Linked DNA regions of Homo sapiens: region 1 is linked to region 2. Evidence: read pairs that join two places in POLR2A ChIA-PET (ENCODE). Cell type or tissue: B cell. All regions are shown on one strand. Each heading gives the region's core, and the rest is flanking DNA. Links, peaks and the distances in the headings are about the cores only. Region 1 overlaps SETX (senataxin). Region 2 overlaps MED27 (mediator complex subunit 27).

Region 1 (11,195 bases), core at 4,322-8,321, 350 kb after region 2:
GGAAATTTTAACAGTGCAATCTTGAAGCCTTGAAAAATCCTAAAAATGTGGTACCAGCCTAATCACTTTATTCTTACATTTAAATATATCTAGACTGTTAAGATATTGTAGAACTAGTGTAGAAATACATGAACACCAGATAAATATTTCAGTAGATCAGAAAAAGAGCTCAGAAATAGAATTGATGTATGATAAAAGTGAAATTTCAAATTAGCTGGGAAAGAAAGGTCTATTTATAAACTGACCCTGAGATACAACTGGGCTCTGTATATGCAGCCCATCCCAGGGAGGGGCAAAGATTACTTTAATTACTATTTTATTTGAAAACGAACTAATTTATAACCTGTAAATTCTGTCTGCTTCTCATGACAAGAAACAAATAATCATGTAAGAGTCTTGGGCTTGGGATATTTTCTGTCACTCATACAGGTGTCCTTAGCATCTTAAATAAACTGACAGTAGTTAAGGTGAACAAATTTAGCCAAAGCAGGAAAACACAGAAAACAATGACACTTTGACACATACCATGGGGAGTAATATGCCTCTGCAAAGTATAATCTAATTATTTATTTGAATCTTATTAAATAAAAGAACAGATTCACACTATGAAATGGGTTAATATAAAAGACACCAAGGCCGGGCGCAGTGACTCACGCCTGTAATCCCAGCATTTTGGGAGGCCAAAGTGGGTGGAGCACTTGAGCTCAGGAGTTTGAGACCAGCCTGGGCAACCTGGCAAAACACTGTCTCTACAGAAAAATACAAAAATTAGCTGGGCGTGGTAGCACATGCCTGTAGTCCCAGCTACTCGGGAGGCTGATGCAGAAGAATCGCTTGAACCCAGGAGGTGGAGGATGCAGTGGGCCAAGATTGCACCAAGATCTAACAGTGGGTCTATTTCACAACTTAAAAGAGAAACTTTCATAGTATTACACAGGTTTTCACAAAAGAAAATTAAAAAAGCAAATGGTGTTCTCTAACAGTGATAATGAACCTAATCCTGAACTATAAACAAGCAACAATGTATACAAGTATAAAAGAGCAACAATGACAGTAACTCACCCAATTGAACCTTGGATGCTATTTGCTCTGACACACGTAACAATAACACAATCCTTCTGCCGACCCTGGAATGCATCCACAGTGTCTACTTCTGCTGGTCTATTTACAAAAGAGAAACATATTTACTGGAAAAAGGAAGATAATTATTAAGTATACATATTTATAAACTAGTTTTTTGGTTTTTTTTTTTTGAGACGGAGTCTCACTCTGTCGCCCAGGCTGGAGTGCAGTGGCGCGATCTCAGTTCACTGCAAGCTCTGCCTCCCGGGTTCACGCCATTCTCCTGCCTCAGCCTCCTGAGTAGCTGGGACTACAGGTGCCCGCCACCATGCCCAGCTAATTTTTTGTATTTTTAGTAGAGACTGGGTTTCACTGTGGTCTCCATCTCCTGACCTCATGATCCGCCCGCCTCGGCCTCCCAAAGTGCTGGGATTACAGGCGTGAGCCACCGCGTCCGGCTTAGTTTTTTGGTTTTTGACAGTCTAGCCTCACTCTTGTCCAGGCTGGAGTGCACCAGCATATTCATAGCTCACAGTAACTTGAACACCTGAGCTCCGTCTCAGCCTCCTAAGTGGCTAGGACTACAGGCATGGACCACCACCCTAATTTTTCCATGTTTTGTAGAGATGGGGTCTTGCCATGTTGCCCAGGCTGGTCTCAAACCCCTGGCCCCAAGCAATCCTTCCACCTCACCCACCCAAAATGTTAGGATTATAGATGTGAGCCACCATGCCTGGCCTTACAGTCTTTATTTTTAAAGAAACTTAAAAAAAAAAAGAGAGAGAGAGAGAGACAGAGTCTCACTGCGTTGCCCAGGCTGGACTCAAACTTCTGGGGCTCAAGCAATCCTCCTTGCCTCAGCCTCCCAAGGAGATGCATGCACCACCATGCTCGGCTGCTAAGACATTTTAAAAACATTTTCTTGGAGGTTAGCCTGAATTTCCTCCTCTCTCCATTCCCTGGCAACCACTAATACACTTCCTGTCTCTACAGATTTTCTTATACTGTGAGTTTCACATAAATGGAATTACAAAATGTGATTATTTGTGACTGTTCCCTTAGCATAACATTTCCAAAGTTCATCCATGTTGTAGCATGTAACAGAACTTCATCCCTTTCTTCATTAATATTTCATTGTACCACATAGTACAAGTTATTTACTTAGTGTTAAGGTGGCAGCGCTCCCCAAATTGATCTACAGATGTAATCCAACTGCCTTTTTTACAGAAATGGTCACGCTGATACTAAGTCTTTGGCTGGGCATGGTAGCTCATGTCTGTAATCCAAGCACTTTGGGAAGACTGTGTGAACTCAGGAGTTTGAGAACAGCCTGGGCAACTTAGGAAGACCTTGTCTCTACTAAAAATGAAAAAACACACAAAAAATGCAAAAAACAACACAACACTAAGTCTTCCAGTCCATGAAAACAGGATGTCTTCACATTTATTTAGGTGGTTTTTTTTTTGTTTTGAGATGGAATTTCGCTCTCGTCGCCCAGGCTGGAGTGCAATGGAGTGATCTCAGCTCACTGCAACCTCTGCTTCCCGGGTTCAAGTGATTCTCCTGCCTCACCCTCCAGAGTAGTTGGGATTACAGGCGTGTGCCACCATGCCCAACTGATTTTTGTATAATTAGTAGAGACAAGATTTTACCATGTTGGCCAGGCTGGTCTTGAACTCCTGACCTCAGGTGATCCACCCACCTGGGCCTCCCAAAGTGCTGGGATTACAGGCATGAGCCACTGCACCCGGCCTATTTAGGTGTTCTTTAATTCCTTTCAACAACGTTTTGCAGTTTTCAGCGTACAAGTCTTATACTTCTTTGGTTCTATTTATTCCGAAGTGTTTTATTCTTTTTGATGCTATTGTAAATGGAATTGTTTCAACTTCCTTTTCAGATTGTTCATTGCTAGTTGCATCAAAATATAATCAACTTTCACATATTAATCTTGTATCCTGCTAAGCTTATTATCTCTAATAGTGCCTTTGAATGGCTTTGTTAGGGTTTCTAGAAATAAGATCATGCCACCTATGAAGAGAGAGTTTTACTTTTTTCTTTCCAGTAAAGATGCTTTTTATTTATTTTCCTTACTTAACTGCTCTGGCTAAAACCTCTAGTACAATGTTGAAAAAAAGCATTAAGAGTTTCAAACATCTCTCCTGATCTTAGAGGAAAGGCTTTCATTCTTACCATGAAGTATAACGTTAGCTATGAGTTTTTTGTAAATGCCTTTTATTAATAAAAAAAGTTCCTTTGTATTCTTTTTTTTTTTTTAAATCATCAAAGCATTTTGGGTTCCGTGCAACTTTTTTTTGTATCTACTGAGCTGATTATGTGGGTCTCCTCATTCTTCTAATATGGTATATCATATTGATTTTCATATGTTGAAGCAATCTTGCATTCCTGGGATAAATCCCACTTGGTCTTGATGTATAAATCCTTGTAATAACCTGCTGAATTCAGTTTGTCACTATTTTGTTGAGGATTTTTGTATCTAGTCATAAAGGATTTGGATCTGTAGTTTTCTTGTGATACTTTCCCTTGGCTTTGGTATCAGTGTAATACTGGCTTCAAAAAATGAATCTGAGTGTTCTATTTATTGGAAGCATGTGAGAATGACTTGTGTTCATTCTTCTTTTAATATTTGATAGAATTCACCAGCTTAGCTTGGTTCTGGGCTTTTCATTATTGGGAAATGTTTCATTATTTGTTATAAAGGTCTGATTTTTTCTTTTTTTTTTTTTTTTGAGATGGAGTCTCGCTCTGTCACCCAGGCTGGAGTGATGCAGTGGGGCAATCTCAGCTCACTGCAGCCTCCGCCTCCTGGGTTCAAGCGATTTACCTACCTCAGCCTTCCGAGTAGCAGGGACTACGGGAGCGCGCCACCACGCCTGGCTAATTTTTGTATTTTTTTTCAGTAGAGATGGGGTTTCACCATGTTGCCCAGGCTGGTCTCAACCTCCTGACCTCAGGTGATCTGCCCGCCTCAGCCTCCCAAAGTGCTGGGATTACAGGTGTGAGCCACCACACCCAGCCTACAGGTCTGATTTTCTATTGTTTTCTAGATTCGATTTTGGTAGTCTGTGTGCTTCTAAGTTAAGATGATTTTAAGGTTATGGATCTCCAATATTTAATCTTTAATTTTACTGCTGAGGTAAGAAGGAAACAAAAACATGATTTTCATTCTATACATAAAGGCAATACAAGGGTTAAATCATTTATTTAAAGTGAAATGTTACTTTTAGTCTTGCTAGAACAAGAATTCAGATGAACAAGTCATGGAACTAAAAGGTAAAGACCTGGCAAGTTTCTTAGTCAATTCCACTGCCAAGGAGAATGTTGACATTCCAACTGCCAGGAAGTAACCTGTCTACCCAGGAGCCACACAGCACAAGTCTATGAAAGCCAGCAGCATCCCAGCTTCCTCGTGCCGTATCACCAATTTGCACAGACCACTCCTTAAGAGTTTCCCTTTTCTTCTTTCCTTCTATATCCTCTCATTCTAATTCAACAAGAAAATTGGAAATATTTATAAAAATGCCTCACCCTTTTCTATCGAACTCTTTGTCCAAATCCTTCTGAATCATCGTCTTCTGGGCCTTGTAATGAGTTATTATGCCAATGTTTCGAAAACTAACATCCTTTCTTTTGTCTTTAATAAGCTTAATTATTTCCATCACCAGTTTTATTTCTTGAACATTTATATATGAGCTAAACAAGATGGAAAAAGAAAACACAGTGTTATCAAAACTAATAGCAGGCTAATTGCTAACTTAAGTTCCACTGAGTTTGTTTCCCATTATAGTAAAGGGCAGGCAGATAGGCTTCATCTTTTATTCAGCTAGCAGTGACTCCAAGAGGCTGTTACAATGACCATTAATATGGTATATATGAATAAATGTGAAAATACTATGGTAAATATGAATACATGTGAAATGCCCAGTGAAAAATGAAGTTGTAGAGAGAAAAGAGTTTGAAATCAACTGAAGTTTAGGCACCACTTTCTTCATCTGTTGAAACAGGGAGAGCAGTATTAAGAACAGCAGTATTAATAAGAACAAAGATGTGAATAAGAGATAGCTAACATGAATTAAGGATTAACTATCTTCCGAACACTGAGAAAATGCTTTACATGTATGATCTTCCTTGTCCCTCACCACTGGCTGCATACAACACACACCACACAACCGAGCAGCTGCCATCCACACAGACTCAATGTGAAGGATGTGTCCCACTTGACCCCAGTTGAACAACATGGGGCCCTGGAGCAGGTTCATGTCCTCTTTGTAGTCCTCAGCAGCCTCATATCCTGCACTCTCAACCCCTCCTGAAAACACATGCTCCCTCATGACCATACCGGACCCAAAATGCACCAAGACCAGGGGATGCACTGCCCCATCCCTTGATTCCTGAGGCTACCTTACCCGCCTTGCTTTACGAGCCTTAAATACCCATTCTCCTAACTTTGAGACTTACTAAATGGACAACCCAATCAGCTAGCGATCTCTTCCATCCCTGAAATCCTCATGATGCTCTGCGGCTTAACTCGCAATCCTCTGCTCTCCTCCAAGAGGCCTCATTAAAACCTTTAGGCTGCAGTCCCTCCAGCACTACAATCCCATGGCCAACAACTCCTCTGTATGTGTAACCTCTTCAATGAGTGTTCCCTACTTCCACCTCTGTATCTTATCTAACGCCTGATTCTCGCCTGAGGACGCCACCTGCTCTGCAGCCATCCCATGATGTAGAAGTGGGATTTGTGTTTCCTCCTACTTCATGACAGAGTGGCACTTGTATCCGTGCCAACAAATGCTGCCCCTAGACCATTCCTCCCCTACTCTCTCACAAGAATCCCCAGCTCCTCTGACATTGCTGCTTCTAGCAACACCACTCCTCTTTGCTGTCATATACAGACCACCTGAACACATGCCCTTATTCACAACCCAATACCATCCAACCTCTGTCACTACTTCCTTCCTCCCTTTCACATTTTCATTCAACTGAATTTATACTTAGCCTTCACAGTACTTAACCCAACTGGAATAACTGCTTACCCAGGTGATGACCTGCTGAAGGCCTGTCTTCCCATGAGACCACCATCTTGCAATGGGCACGTCTGTTTCCCTCACTGCTGTGAGCTCAACAAGTATCTACTCAAGCACTTGCTTATGACATTAGGTAATATTATCCCCATTATACAGAAAAAAGAAGCATCAACTTAAGTGAACATGACTGTGCCCTGACACTAGGCAGAGAGATGTGTATAGGAAATGTATTTAACAGAAATATGAATGCAAATCATGTAACAATTCTGGGACTATCAGAGGACTGAGGCAAGAGGAAAACATACTCATTATCCCGTCTTTCTGAACCATCTCCAACATCAAACACAAGGTATGGCTGAAATGGCCAATCTGATGAACATCGAATGGCTTCTGTCTGTCTGTAAAAAAAAAAAAGCAGTCAACATTCAGAATAAAGTCAAGATTTAAGAAAATATCTTGGTATTACTACAATTTTTTCTGTGTGGTGATGTGGGCTGGGGCAAGTAAGGGGATAGCAGGAATATTCTTTTCTAGACGTGTATTAGTGAAAGGTACAAAACAAATTCTATTTCTTTCCTGGTGCTGGGAGAGGTGTCTATATCATTAAAATATAACAAGTATGATTGGAAAGACACTCATAATAGAGTAAGCCACAGAATACTATGTTAAGTATGGTCCCACATTTTTCCTTCAAAAATTTAAAAAGTAAAAAAAGATATGCATAGTAAAAGGACTGAAACTTGGCCAGGTGCGGTGACTCTCGCCTGTAATCCCAGCACTTTGGGAGACCAAGGCGGGTGGATTGCTTGAGCTCAGGAGTTCGAAAGCAGCCTGGGCAACATAGCGAAACCCCGTTTCTACAAAAAGAAAAATACAAAAATTAGCCAGGCATGGTGGTGACTGAGTGTAGTCCCAGCTACTCAGGAGGCTGAGGCAGGTGGATTGATTGAGCCTGGGAGGTCGAAGCTGCAGTGAGCCAGGACTGTGTGCCACTGCACTCATCCTGTGTGAGTGACAGAATGAGACCCTGTCTTCAAAAAAAAAAAAAAAAAAAAAAAGGACTGCTGAAAGTGGATATACCAAAATGTTACCAGTGATTATTTCTGGGTAGTATAAATATAGGTGACTTTTTCCCCTTTTCTTTTTTATGTGCTTTGCTGTATTCAACATGATGGCTATTATAACAGGACAAAATTATTAACCCTTCATGATTTATGCTTTTTATGACAAGACCTAAGACGACAGTAAAATGTCTATTCTTCATAAGTAGCTAAACTACAACAAAATAAGGTCACAAACAATAAGGGGAACTCACCTATTTGTTTTTAAGTTTCTGTTATAAACATAATTAGAAGGGAAGAGGCATATGTCTGGATGCATCCTGTACTGAACAGTGAGCTGTAGAATGGGCAGCCTGCTGATCATGTTGTGTTCTACATTCTCTTCCAGCAGTCTGCAGAAGCGAGCCATCATTGACTGGTCGTAGCCATACTCCTGTGCTTTCTGTGAGGGGCAAAATAAAGCAACAGTTTCCAAGAATTCATTTATATCTTTCCCACTATTATAAACACAATTACTGAGATCTAATACGTATATGGCAACGTTCAGGTAGCATAAGATTACCAACCACAGCTTCAGAGAAAAAAGGTGTTTCTGACTCTGAGCCTCAAAATGCCATGAATCTTTTTTTTTTTTTTTTTTTTTTTTTTTTTTTTTTGGAGACACAGTCTCGCTCTGTCACCCAGGCTGGAGTGCAGTGGCGTGATCTCAGCTCACTGCATCCTTCACCTCCCAGGTTCAAGCGATTCTCATGTCTCTGGCCTCCTGAGTAGCTGGGATAACAGGAATGAGCCACCACACCTGGCCAAAATGCCATGAATCTTGAATATATGTGGAGGTCTTTTCTACTCATATACTGCTAATGAAAGAGATATGATCTTGTGAAAGACAACTGATGCTATTTTGATGCTACAAGACGCCACCCAAAAAAACCAGTAATAAAGGAAATGTAACACAGATTTTAACAATTATTTCTGGGGGTACACCCTCACAGACAGACATATTGAATGCCACTGTAAACAAGCCTTTTGAAGACAAAATTCTTCATTCATCCATCTAATATGTACTAAGCATCTATAATTTGAAGTGCTAAGACCACTAGAGTGAATAAGATGAAGTCTCACAGGACTTAATTTCCAGTGAAGGAAACAGACTCGACTTATGTGTTGACCATCCCTAATCCAAAAATCCAAAATACTCCAATGAGCATATCCTTCGAGCGTGAACTTTAAGCATAAAGTCAGCACTTGGGAAGTTTCAGATGGTGAAGCATTTCAAATTTTTGAATTAGGAACGCCGAAGCTGTGCTAAATGGATTTCACAAACCAAATAATGGGTTATATTCTGCAATCTGAAAAACAGTGACCTAAGTGACAAGTGGGATAAACTGTCTTGATGTTACCACAGTTGTGCCTTGGGATCTACTTTCCGATGGCAGCAACACAGAAAGTTTCAAAAAGGGGAGGGGGAGGGATAGCATTAGGAGATACACCTAATGTAAATGACGAGTTAATGGGTGCAGCACACCAACATGGCACATGTATACATATGTAACAAACCTGCATGTTGTGAACATGTACCCTAGAACTTAAAGTATAATTAAAAAAGAAAAGTTTCAAAAAGTACTTTATCTTAAATAACCCTGAAGTAAAAATGTGCTGAAAACTTCACTAAGATGATGGAATCTTCATGAGTGATGTGAAAGATACTGGCACTGAAGACGTGCAAAGCCTGAATAAACTTGTTTCACAAACTATGGGAGTGGAAGAAAGGCATTACTTCTTAACCTATTTATATGTGTGATTTTAAACAGGTTTGTGAAAGCATAAAATAATTATTAATAGATACATGCCAATTTTCCCTAAATCCTCAAAAGTTTATCTGCGTTAGCTCACAAAACCTAATTTTTAATCTTTTCTTTGGGGAAACAGAAAAGGAAGTTATGTAAGGTAACGCATCTACCTCCAGACAAAACCTTAGTCCATTCTACAAATGACATAGATTTATTAATATATATTCTGACATGGGAGGATGTCCCTGATTTACTGATTGAAAAAAAAACCAATTCTGCACAGAATGATTTTGCCACCTTTAAACAAAACCAAACCCACGTACATATACACATAAACATATACATGTATACAAACCATATACCACTTTTTAGTAACTGACTCACTGTTAACCCCTAGAATACAAACACCATAAGGGCAGGGATTTTGTCTGTTTTCTTCACTGTCATAACCCCAGCCCCTAAACAGTGCCTGAATTATGGTGGCACTCAATATATACATACTGAAAAAGACGAATAAACACACAAATGCCTAGCAATATCTGTTAAAAATACTCACTTTCACTGTAATTACCACTAGAAACAGGTGGTCAAAAAAGGCACCTTATGGAAATGAACTTTGTAATTATTTTCTCAAAATAGCCTGTTTTATTTGTACAACAATTTAAACAGCACAAATGGATTTTTTTTTTCTAATTTTTGTTGTTTTTATCAATCATTGAAGTAGGCAGTAAAGTTGAGGCCCATTAACAATCTCTCTTTTCACTATATGCCAAGGCCCTTCAATGAAATCCTGCATCATTTAAAGAAATGGGATACAGAATTTGCTCTTCATTATTCTCCGTGAACAAAGTTACCTGCAGCAGTTCTTCCCTACACACACGGGTTTTCACTGGGTGACGGGTGTGCTTCTGGGCCACACTCTAACATGATCATGTACCTGCGCTCAAATGTCATACAAAGAACTGCACTATCATTCTGAATAATTCCGAAATCAAAAACCACTAACGATAACCACCTGCATTCATTCCAAGCTTCAACAAAAATGCTTTGAAAATGATCTGTTCTCTAGGATTATTTATGAAGCCACTGCTCAATTATCTGTATAAATAATCTATGTTATTAGTAAAAAATACACATTTCATTAAATTTCAAAACCTCTTCAGATTACTTCAAAACATCTACTGGATCCTGATTCTAATGTGCATTTCCAGGAGAATCTTTCATGAGATTAAAAAAAACCAACAGAGAAGAGTAGACTACAGTCTGGTTCTTCTCTTCCCAAAGTCAGAGCTTGTAATTGAGTCTTTTTTTCCCCTGTACCTTCACTTTCAGATGATGTGAAGGGCACAGACATGTTCTTGTATTAACACTAGAATACCAAATTCTAAAAATGGAAATGTACTCCAAAATTAATTTAACTTCATGTTTTCCTCAATTTGTACATATTTAAACAAAAATGAGGAGGGTAGGATTCTTCTCTTTATTTCTGAAGTTTTTCTTTTATTATTGTTTTGGTGTTTGTATGATTAAAATAAATCAGATTCAGCTCTTAAGAGACTTAAAAAAGGCAGACATGCACACTGCCTTTCCCAAAGCTTGGTTTCCATGGCACGTCATCCATCTAGGCTTCCAAGTCCCTGCCACACTGCTTCTGCCACACATACACAGAAGAACAACTATGACCAAATGGACATTTTTAGGCATTTTTTAAAATTTATTAAGTGCTTCTCTTTTCTTAGTTACTGCTTACTTTTCCCTCCAAATTAAGAGGCCAATCCAAGAAAGATGTCTCTCCCTCCTGAAAACAAAAATTTTAAAAAGCCCCTTCCATTTTAAAGCAATCTGAACATAAAAAACTTACCATAGAGATGACTGTCGGAGGGAGCTGCTTAGGATCTCCTACTAGGATGAGCTTATTGCAGCGATGGATGAGTGGAGTAAGAGTCTCAATTTCACAAGACTGTCCAGCCTTGGTAAGATACAGAAGAGAGAGGCAGTCTTAACAATCTTTGCTATTTATCCATATAGTTTATCTGATTAAAGTTCTAACCATTCAGAAAAGTATCACACTTCTCCTGCACCAAATATCAAAAATACAAATTTTCCCTGAAAACAAAAAAACAAAACAAAACCAACAAAATAAACCCTCCAGGCTGTGTGCAGTGGCTAACACACGTAATGCCAGCACTTTGGGAGGCCGAGGTGGGTGGATCACCTGAGGTCCGGAGTTCAAGACC
Region 2 (4,000 bases), core at 1-4,000:
CGTATCATGGAGAATGGGGTGTCTTTCCCCTCAAGCATTTATATTTTGTGTTACAAACAATCCAATTATACTCTTCATTATTTTAAAATGTAAGAGCAGGACTGTTTATAATAGAAAAACAGAAACCCAGAAATAAATCGAATGACCATTGATTGAAAAATGGATAAATAAATTAGTATATATTCTGATAATGGAATATTTCCTATCAGTGAAAATGAATAAGCTATAGCTAAACCAACAAATTGAATGAAATTTAGTAAAAAACACAAAATGTTCAGTGAAAAATTAAGTCCCTGAAGATAACATATAATCCCTTTAAAATAAATTAAGTTAAAACCCAGGGAAAATTAAAGAATAAATTTAGGAATATGCATATATATATGGTGAAGCATCCCCTCCAAAACAGGAGAGAGAATGATAAACACGCCAGGGGACAGCAGCTCCTGCGGGGGCGGTGGGGGGCAATCCCAGGCAGCACAGGCTGCCAATCATGCTGCAGCTCCTGGTCCAGTTCTATGTTCAAAGATGCCCACTGCACTATAAATAAACCAATATGAAAGGGCCATGCCTGCGTTAGTGATGACAGTGTGTCATGAGTCAAGGGTCACGATGAATCCAAATTTGTACATCTGAATTTAAAATGACAGGGACACCTCACTAAGCAGGGAGCCCTCCTCCCAGCCTGTGAGGCCCAGACTGGTGTCTCCTGCTTAGGTGGTGTCAACTTCTCCCTTTCTTCCCCTCACTCCTGTGCTCTGGCCACCCCGCTTCTGTTCTTCTGAGCTTTATCACCATCTGGCATCATTTTATGCAAGTTGCTGGTCTCTTGTCCATTTTCTATGCTACAGACAGGCTCCGTGAGGGCAAAAACTTCGTGTGGTCCACGCCGAACAGTGCCTAGAACTATGCCTTTATCTCCAGGGGCTCAGTGAGTATTTACTGAATAAATATGAACGCCTTAGTAGCATATCTCATAAGCCAGTTTGACACTAGAGCTGGGACTTACCAAAAAGGCCAGCCTTCATCAGAACTCCAAGGGCACAAAGGAATTCTCAAAATGTACTCCACAGATTACCTGAGACTCAGCTGAGATGCCCAAGAAACACAGCAGTGAGAAAAGGGAGAGCTCCAGGACGCCACCGTCCTTCCCCTCACTCCCTGCTTCCCCTCTAGCCGTCCTGGCCTCCTGGGTTCCCCAGAGCTGCTGAATTGGAATTTCTGTACTGCCTGTCAAGAATGTGCATTTCCCACAAACTACGCTGGTGACTCTTAGTCCTTTTCAAGCCTGAGCACTATTGAACTCAGTGGAGAAATCAAGGCCCCAAATAATTAAGCAGTCTAGCAATTCAACAGTCTTTCCTACCTCAAAGAACTCGGGGTGGAGTACAATGAGATAATGTTAGTCTAAATGGTTGAAAACAAGATGTGTCATTCACAAGCAGGGTATGAATATGTTATGGAAATTGAAGGTTGGTTAAAATGTCGATTTAGAAAGACTGATAAATGAGTTTCATCCTTTGCAAATCAAATAACATCTAAATAAACATGATAAAATACCAATATATATTTTCAGTGTCATGGTTGAAGCTTTTTTCTTTTCTTACATTTTTCTACCTAATAGATCAGTCAAAAATTGTAAATTAATATTTTAAATGCCGAGAGAAGCCAGCAGCTTGTTCCAGTCTGATTCAGTTAAGCTCTTAAAATATTTTGACTGTTTGAAGAAAATTAATAATGGGATGTTAGGCGGTAGATTAACTGACACTAAATATCAACATAGCTAGATTTATTTTTGGATAACTGTGCTCATCTCTTCAAAGAACGGAAGCAAGATTTATTAAATCATGAGTTATTAATTTACACAATACCAAAACAGCCCCGAAACAGAGCAGACAGCACCACAATGTATTTAAAGATTATGCAAGAGGCTGCAAGTTTAGATTTGACATTAGCTAGGGCTTGGATTGTATAGGCTACAGTTGATTACCTAAGGCTTACAAGGACACGAGAAGTTAAGCCAGTAACTGTCTTGGCAATTTCAGAATCAAATCAGTCACAAGTGTCATTCCTTCTCCCCTGAGTAGCCAAAGAGCAGATCCCCATTTCTGCCAATATGGACAAACAGATACATATGAAAGTCAAAGATGCTTTTATTTCTGCCATTCATGTATTCATTCAGCAAATGCTGAGTGCCCATTTGTCCTTCCTCCCCTCCTCTCACCCCATCTCCTCTCCTAAGAGTGAACTCCCTGTGGGTTCACAATTGTGAAGGGGCCTCCAGCATGTGCTCCATATCAAACACAGTCCTCAGGCTAGGAGGTGACTACTCCTAAGGTTCTGATTGGCCCCGAAGCCCTGGTGCTTCCAGGCCAACAACAAAAAGCTGGTTTGGCTTTAGATAAGCCAAGCTGAAATATACAGAGGGCTCAAAAAGTGCCAATTTGGTAGTCTCCCCCTCCCTTTTCCCTTTTTATACTCTGAAGAAACTGTCGATGATGGACTGAGACTCCCAATTACAGACTGGACCTGCCACGAGGGACAAAGGCCAGGGTTGCTCCAGGCACGTCAGGAGCTTCTTGGCAGGGACTGCTTGGTGAAGGAGGAAGCCAAAATGGGATCACCAAAACCTGCCTTTTGTCCATAAATTGCCTGAAGTCCAATGACTTCATGCTGTTTTCCCATGCATATGCACAAACAACCCCCAAGCCCTCTACACTCATATACCAAAAGCAGATGAGATTTAGAACAACAACAAAATCAGTGGAATGTGTTACTGTAGAACCAAGGCTGTTTAACAGGAGCCGCTCTGGACACCCATGTGGGCACTGCAACATCAGGTTTCACAACTCAGGTGGCTCTTAGGAAAATGCCGTCTTTCCCTACTGATCACAACACCTCCCTGCTCCTCCAGAGAGGAGTCTGCACTGGCTCTGTGGCTTGGGCTAACACTTAAAAATGTATCCTGAGGTGGGTGGAGCAAGATGGCCAGACAGAAGCCTCCCCCGACCATCCCCCCTGCAGGAACACCAATTTTTAACAACTACACACAAAAAAGCACCATAATAAGAATGAAAAATCAGGTAAGCAATCACAGTATCTTGTTTTAACTTTATTTCACTGAAAGAGGCATTGAAAAGAGGAGGAAAGACAGTCTTGAGTGACACCACTCCTCCTCCTTCCTCCAGCAGCTGCTAAATGGCCTGGAGAGGATCTGCACACTTGGGTGAGGGAGAGCACAGCGACTGGGGGACTTGCCATTGAACTCAGTGCTGCCCTGACACAGTGGAGAGTAAAGCCATGCTGGGCTCAGCTGATGCCATATCCACAGAGGGAGTATTTGGACCAGTTCTGGCCAGAGAGAAATCACCCACCCCAGTGTGGGAACTTGAGTTTCTCAGCAAGCCTTGCCAGCGTGTGCTAAAGTGTTCTGGGGTTCTAGGTAAACTTGAAAGGCAGTCTAGACCACAAGGACTACAATTCCTAAGCAAGTTCTAGTGCTGGGCTGGGCTTATAGCCAGTGGACTAGGGCGGCATGTGACCCAGGGAGACAGTAGCCTGGGTGGCTAAGGGAGTGCTTGCGCCACCCTTCCCCCAATTCTAGGCACCACAGTTTACAGCAATGAAAGTGACCCTTCCTTCTTCTTGAGGACAGGAGAGCGAAGAGTAAAGAGGACTTCGTCTTGCATCTTGGACATCAGCTCAGCCACAACAGGATAGGGCACCAGGCAGTCGTGAGGCACCCATTCTAGGCCCTAGCTCCCAAATGATATTTCTCGACACCTTGGGCCAGAAGGGAATCTGCTCCCTTGAAGGGATGGACCTAGTCCTGGCAGGATCCATCACCTGCTGACCAAAGGGCCCTTGGGCCCGGAATAACCAACAGTGACACCCAGGTGGTATGCCGTGGGCCTTGGGTGAGACTCTGAGACGTGCTGGCTTCAAGTGAGATCCAGCACATTCCCAGCCGTGGTGGTTCTGGGGAGAGACTCCTTCTGCTGGA

The links. Peaks named below come from ENCODE experiments on the same cell type or tissue, not always from the same donor. Only the 100,000 strongest peaks of a DNase experiment are listed, where the experiment ranks them.
Region 1: POLR2A ChIA-PET joins it to region 2 with 5 read pairs; 2 of 35 experiments call an interaction of 5 or more read pairs at or near these places.

What each region holds. Positions count from the first base shown.
Region 1 is chr9:132,270,648-132,281,842 of GRCh38, forward strand. It overlaps SETX (senataxin), which reads right to left. Exons shown (of 26, transcript NM_015046.7): 20 at 10,820-10,927; 21 at 7,423-7,610; 22 at 6,413-6,505; 23 at 4,609-4,773; 24 at 1,063-1,161. Among named protein-coding and RNA genes, the nearest start is that of SETX, 79 kb to the right of the region's middle. RefSeq lists an enhancer at 1-8. In B cell, for the core only: no CTCF peak of the experiment used is centred there; no DNase peak of the experiment used is centred there; H3K27ac peaks cover 747 bases.
Region 2 is chr9:131,925,331-131,929,330 of GRCh38, forward strand. The region is part of intron 4 of MED27 (mediator complex subunit 27); the gene reads right to left. Among named protein-coding and RNA genes, the nearest start is that of MED27, 150 kb to the right of the region's middle. In B cell, for the core only: no CTCF peak of the experiment used is centred there; no DNase peak of the experiment used is centred there.